Regions from separate parts of the Homo sapiens genome. Here region 1 is linked to region 2. Evidence: read pairs that join two places in POLR2A ChIA-PET (ENCODE). Cell type or tissue: GM12878. All regions are shown on one strand. Region 1 overlaps NFATC3 (nuclear factor of activated T cells 3). Region 2 overlaps NFATC3 (nuclear factor of activated T cells 3).

What was found. Peaks named below come from ENCODE experiments on the same cell type or tissue, not always from the same donor. Only the 100,000 strongest peaks of a DNase experiment are listed, where the experiment ranks them.
Region 1: POLR2A ChIA-PET joins it to region 2 with 12 read pairs; 7 of 35 experiments call an interaction of 5 or more read pairs at or near these places.

Annotation. Positions count from the first base shown.
Region 1 is chr16:68,199,201-68,201,700 of GRCh38, reverse strand. All of the region lies in intron 9 of NFATC3 (nuclear factor of activated T cells 3), which reads right to left. Among named protein-coding and RNA genes, the nearest start is that of MIR6773, 33 kb to the left of the region's middle. In GM12878, no CTCF peak of the experiment used is centred here; a DNase peak (open chromatin) is centred at 1,391; H3K27ac peaks cover 929 bases.
Region 2 is chr16:68,137,631-68,140,130 of GRCh38, reverse strand. All of the region lies in intron 3 of NFATC3 (nuclear factor of activated T cells 3), which reads right to left. Among named protein-coding and RNA genes, the nearest start is that of NFATC3, 54 kb to the right of the region's middle. In GM12878, no CTCF peak of the experiment used is centred here; no DNase peak of the experiment used is centred here.

The sequences.
Region 1 (2,500 bases), 62 kb before region 2:
GGGATTACAGGCATGAGCCACTGTGTCTGGCCGCTATAATCTTTCTTTTTTTTAAAAGAAACAAACAAAAAAACAGTATCAATTACCACACTGAATCAAATCTTAATTAAAATGTTTAAAACAGCTTGACAAACGGGCACAGTGGCTCACGCCTGTAATACCAGCACTTTGGGAGGCCAAGGAGGGCAGATCACTTGAGCCCAGGAGTTTGAGACCAGCCTGGGCAACATGGCGAAACTCCATCTCTACCAAAAACAAAAAACAATAAAAAAAACAAAAACAAACAAAAAACCCCCCAAAAATCAGCTAGGCACTGTGGTGTGTGCCTGTAGTCCCTGCTACTTGGGGGGCTAAAGTGGAAGGATCACCTGAGTCCCAGGAGGTCAAGGCTGCAGTAAGCCATGATCACGCCACTGCACTCCAGCCTGTGCAACAGAGTGAGACCCTGTCTCAAAATAAATTTTAAAAAGGCCAAGTGCAGTGGCTCATGCCTGTAATCCCAGCACTTTAGGAGGCTGAGGCAGGCAGATCGCTTGAGGTCAGGAGTTCAATACCAGCCTGGCCAACATGACTAAACCCTGTCTCTACTAAAAATACAAAAATTAGCTGGGCACGGCAGTGGGCACCTGTAATCCCAGCTACTCGGGAGGCTGAGGCATGAGAATCGTTTGAACCCAGTAGGCAGAGGTTGCAATGAGCTGATATTGTGCCACTGCACTCCAGCCTGGGTGACAAGGGAAACTCCATCTCAAAAAATAAACAAATGAAAAACAGCTTGACAGTTTCCATATCTGTTATAAAATCAACTGTTTTAATGTTTACTGTCTGGTCCAAAACCTGCGGCATAAAAACCATAACGAACATAAATGTTTACGGAAAATTACATTTCCAGGCATACGAATTGTAAATATGAGTAAAATTCAGTGATAATTGGACAGCCACAGAACATGCTTTTCAAGGAGGTGCAATGATATATGGAGGTAGTGAAGAAAATATAAAGACAAGAAGCAAAATAGTCATGAACTATGCCTTAATTGTTTGAGTAAGTTTATATTACAGCCTTCCAGGGGGACTACTTGAAAGAGAACTTGGTGAAACGTCAGTACTGTGCTGCTGTTGTAACCCCCAAAGGAATATCTGCCTTGCCCCAGGAAGCCTGAGACTGAGAAATGCTTCTGGGATTCTTCTGAGCTTGGAAAATTGGTATGAGGCACCGAAATCATCTCAATGAAACTGAACAAGGATAATTATAAAGTTTAGTCTTTGGTCCAAAAAAACCCCATATATATATATATATAAACCTATGTAGGGAAAGGACACAACTTTGCATAATTATGACTCACTAAATCAACAGTATATCACAGCTAAGAAAATCCCCTGACCTCAGGCCATACTGATAAAGTCTTTTCAACAGGGAAAGTGACAGTCTTAACCCACAACAAGCTAGCTACAATGTGTTCCCTTCTGGATACTCCACTATGAAAGGGAACTTAAACATCACGGTTCAAGCAGAAGGAAATTTGCATTTTGGTGAGGGAAGGATGAAGTTGCTGGAGAGTTTTTAAGACTGGGAAAGAGATCAAGCTTTCACACATGTGAAGGCTATTATACAAGAAGGATTAAATATGTTCTGAATTAATCTAGAGGTATTAGATAGAGCCCACATAAAACAAGAAGAGTAGTTAGAACTCAAAAGGCCCTGAGATGTTCCAAAGAAGCTAGGGAAGAGACACAGACGAATATAATTATCATTAAGAATACCAAAGTGTGAACTCCAGCGAGAAAGAGAATGGAGAGCCTTTAAAACTTCATCTAGGCCGGGCGCAGTGGCTCACACCTGTAATCCCAGCACTTTGGGAGGCTGAGGCAGGCGGATCACAAGGTCAGGAGATCAAGACCATCCTGGCTAACACGGTGAGACCCTGTCTCTACTAAAAATACAAAAAATTAGCCGGGCATGGTGGCGGGTGCCTGTAGTTCCAGCTACTCAGGAGGCTGAGGCAGGAGAATGGCATGAACCCGGGAGGCAGAGCTTGCAGTGAGCTGAGATCGCCACTGCACTCCAGCCTGGGCGACAGAGTGAGACTCCGTCTCAAAAACAAACAAAACAAACCAAAAAACACTTCATCTAATACTGAGAATAATACTTTTTTTTTTTTTTTTAAACAGGGTCTTGGGGCCGGGCGCGGTGGCTCACGCCTGTAATCCCAGCACTTTGGGAGGCAGAGGTGGGCGGATCATGAGGTCAGGAGATCGAGACCATCCTGGCTAACACAGTGAAACCCCGCCTCTACTAAAAAATACAAAAAATTAGCCGGGCGTGGTGGCGGGCGCCTGTAGTCCCAGCTACTCAGGAGGCTGAGGCAGGAGAATGGCGTGAACCCGGGAGGCGGAGCTTGCAGTGAGCCAAGATCGCGCCACTGCACTCCAGCCTGGGCGACAGAGCGAGACTCTGTCTCAAAAAAAATAAAAAATAAAAAAAAAATAAACAGGGTCTTGG
Region 2 (2,500 bases):
CAACTACTTGGGAGGCTGAGGCATGAGAATTGCTTAAACCTGGGAGGCAGAGGTTGCAGTGAGCCAAGATTGCACGACTGTACTCCAGCCTGGGTGACAGAATGAGACTCTGTCTCAAAAAATAATAATAATAAAAATTTAAAAATAAAAATCCCTCTTCTTTCTTGTGGAAATAAAAAATAAGTACCTGATTCAACTCCATCAAATTTCAGGTCTGTATTTGCTCTCACAAAGATCTGAATTTCCTCCATTAAACATTTATCATACTTTATTGGTACTACCTTATTTGCAAGTCTCAATGGACAATAAAGTTCATGGGAGTAGTCAACATGTCTGATTTCCCTCAGTGAACCCCCAGCTACATTAGCAAACTGCTTTGAATGTATTATTTGGTGACCACATTAATGAATCAGATAACTTATTTTGAAGAAAAGAAAAAGTTAATTTGTCAGTTGGCTACAAGGTAGGTGGTATTTTCCAACAGCAGCACAGCTTGCATTCCCTCATCATTTCAAAAAATATGTATTTCAGAAATTTCTTAGCTCTTTTGAAATTCTCCTTTGCAGAATAACAGGAAGATCATTATAACTGATGTTTAAGTACCCTTCTACTTTCCATTTTCACATATCACTAGCCCATTAATTCACAACTCCTTAAAATGTCAGTAACAAACCTAGCTTAATTCTAGGATGCCAATGTAGATATCTTATTCTGCTACATACTCTTCATCAGTGTTGAAGTGTTGGTCAAACTGTTCAAAGAAACCTAAGTAATGATACTAGCTAACTTTTACTGAGCATTTACAATGTGCAAGGTACCATGCCATGTTCCTCACAATGTTTCATTTACTCCTCACAACAGCTCTTAGGTAGATGATATTATATATTATTCTCATTTTATAAAGAAAAAATCCCAAGGTAAAGTTCTCTTCATAATTAACCTCTATCGCATCAATACTAATTTCCAATATAGCACTTACTATATTCTAATGTTTTGTTTATTTACTCATTGTCTCTCTCAGTATAAAGTGAGAAAGGCCCTTGAGGACTGGAGTTTTGTCTCTCTTGTTCATCTCTGCATCCCTAGCACCTACAATACTGTCTATAACGTAGTGAGCAATCAAAAAATACATATCGAATAAGTAAATGGATAGATAGGTGAATAAATTAAGCAATGAATGATTAAATAAAAGGTCTAGAAAGAAAGGTTAAGTTACTTGGTCAAGGATACAGTAAAATCCAGGATTCAACCAAAACAGTCTGGCTCTAGAGCCCGTATTAGTGACTTAGCCATGATTTATTCCTGTGTGGAGCATGTGGCATAGAAGGCACACTAACCACCAAAGATTTAAGTATAGAGTTCTATATTATACTACAGAATACAGAGTTTTGATGAGGAAAGGCTGCCCAGCCAGGGACTACTTTTCCCAGTACTTCTGCATGTAAGTAGGGCCATGTGACTACTTGTAGCCAAAAAATTGTAAGTGGTGATGATTGATAGTAATTTCCAGGTTAATGTAGTTAAGTATCTTGAGTGCTTTCCATACACCTTCTTCTTTCCCATGGACAGTAGAAGCTGTGCATCAAAGACGACATCAAAAGATGAACGTATCTTGGATTCCTGAGCAACAATTTGAAAGAAAATGCAAAATAAACTTTTAAAAAATTTTTTTGGTCTTAAACCACTGAGAATTGGGGATTATTAGTTACAGTAGTTAGGCTACCATGATTAATCCAAGGAAGGAGAGCTTGAACTATAATAATAGTAAACAAGCATTAAGATTTTTATCAGGGGCCAGGCACGGTGGCTTACACCTGTAATCCCAGCACTTTGGGAGGCTGAGGTGGTGCATTACTTGAGGTCAGGAGTTCGAGACTAGCCTGGCCAACATGACGAAACCCCATCTCTACTAAAAATACAAAAATTAACTGGGTGGGTGTGTTGGTGGGTGCCTGTAATCCTAGCTACTTGGGAGGTTGAGGCAGGAGAATCACTAGATCCCAGCAGGCAGGGGTTGCAGTGAACTGAGATGTGGGCCACTGCACTCTAGCCCGGGCAACAGCACGAGACTCTGTCTCAAAGAAAAAAAAATTTTTTTTTAAAGTAAGAGAAAGAGTATCTGACTTTAAGTCAAAGACTAGGCTTTCTAAAAGAGTTTATTTGGAGAATTAAATGAGATAACGTGAAAGTGTTTTAGAAAATGAAACATACGGCCGGGCACGGTGGCTCACGCCTGTAATCCCAGCACTTTGGGAGGCCGACCGAGGAGGGCGGATCACGAGGTCAGAAGATCGTGACCATCCTGGCTAACACGGTGAAACCCCATCTCTACTAAAAAAATACAAAAAAATTAGCTGGGCGTGGTGGCGGGCACCTGTAGTCCCAGCTACTCGGGAGGCTGAGGCAGGAGAATGGCGTGAACCCAGGAGGCGGAGCTTGCAGTGAGCGGAGATCGAGCCACTGCACTCCGGCCTGGGTGACTGAGCAAGACTGTTTCAAA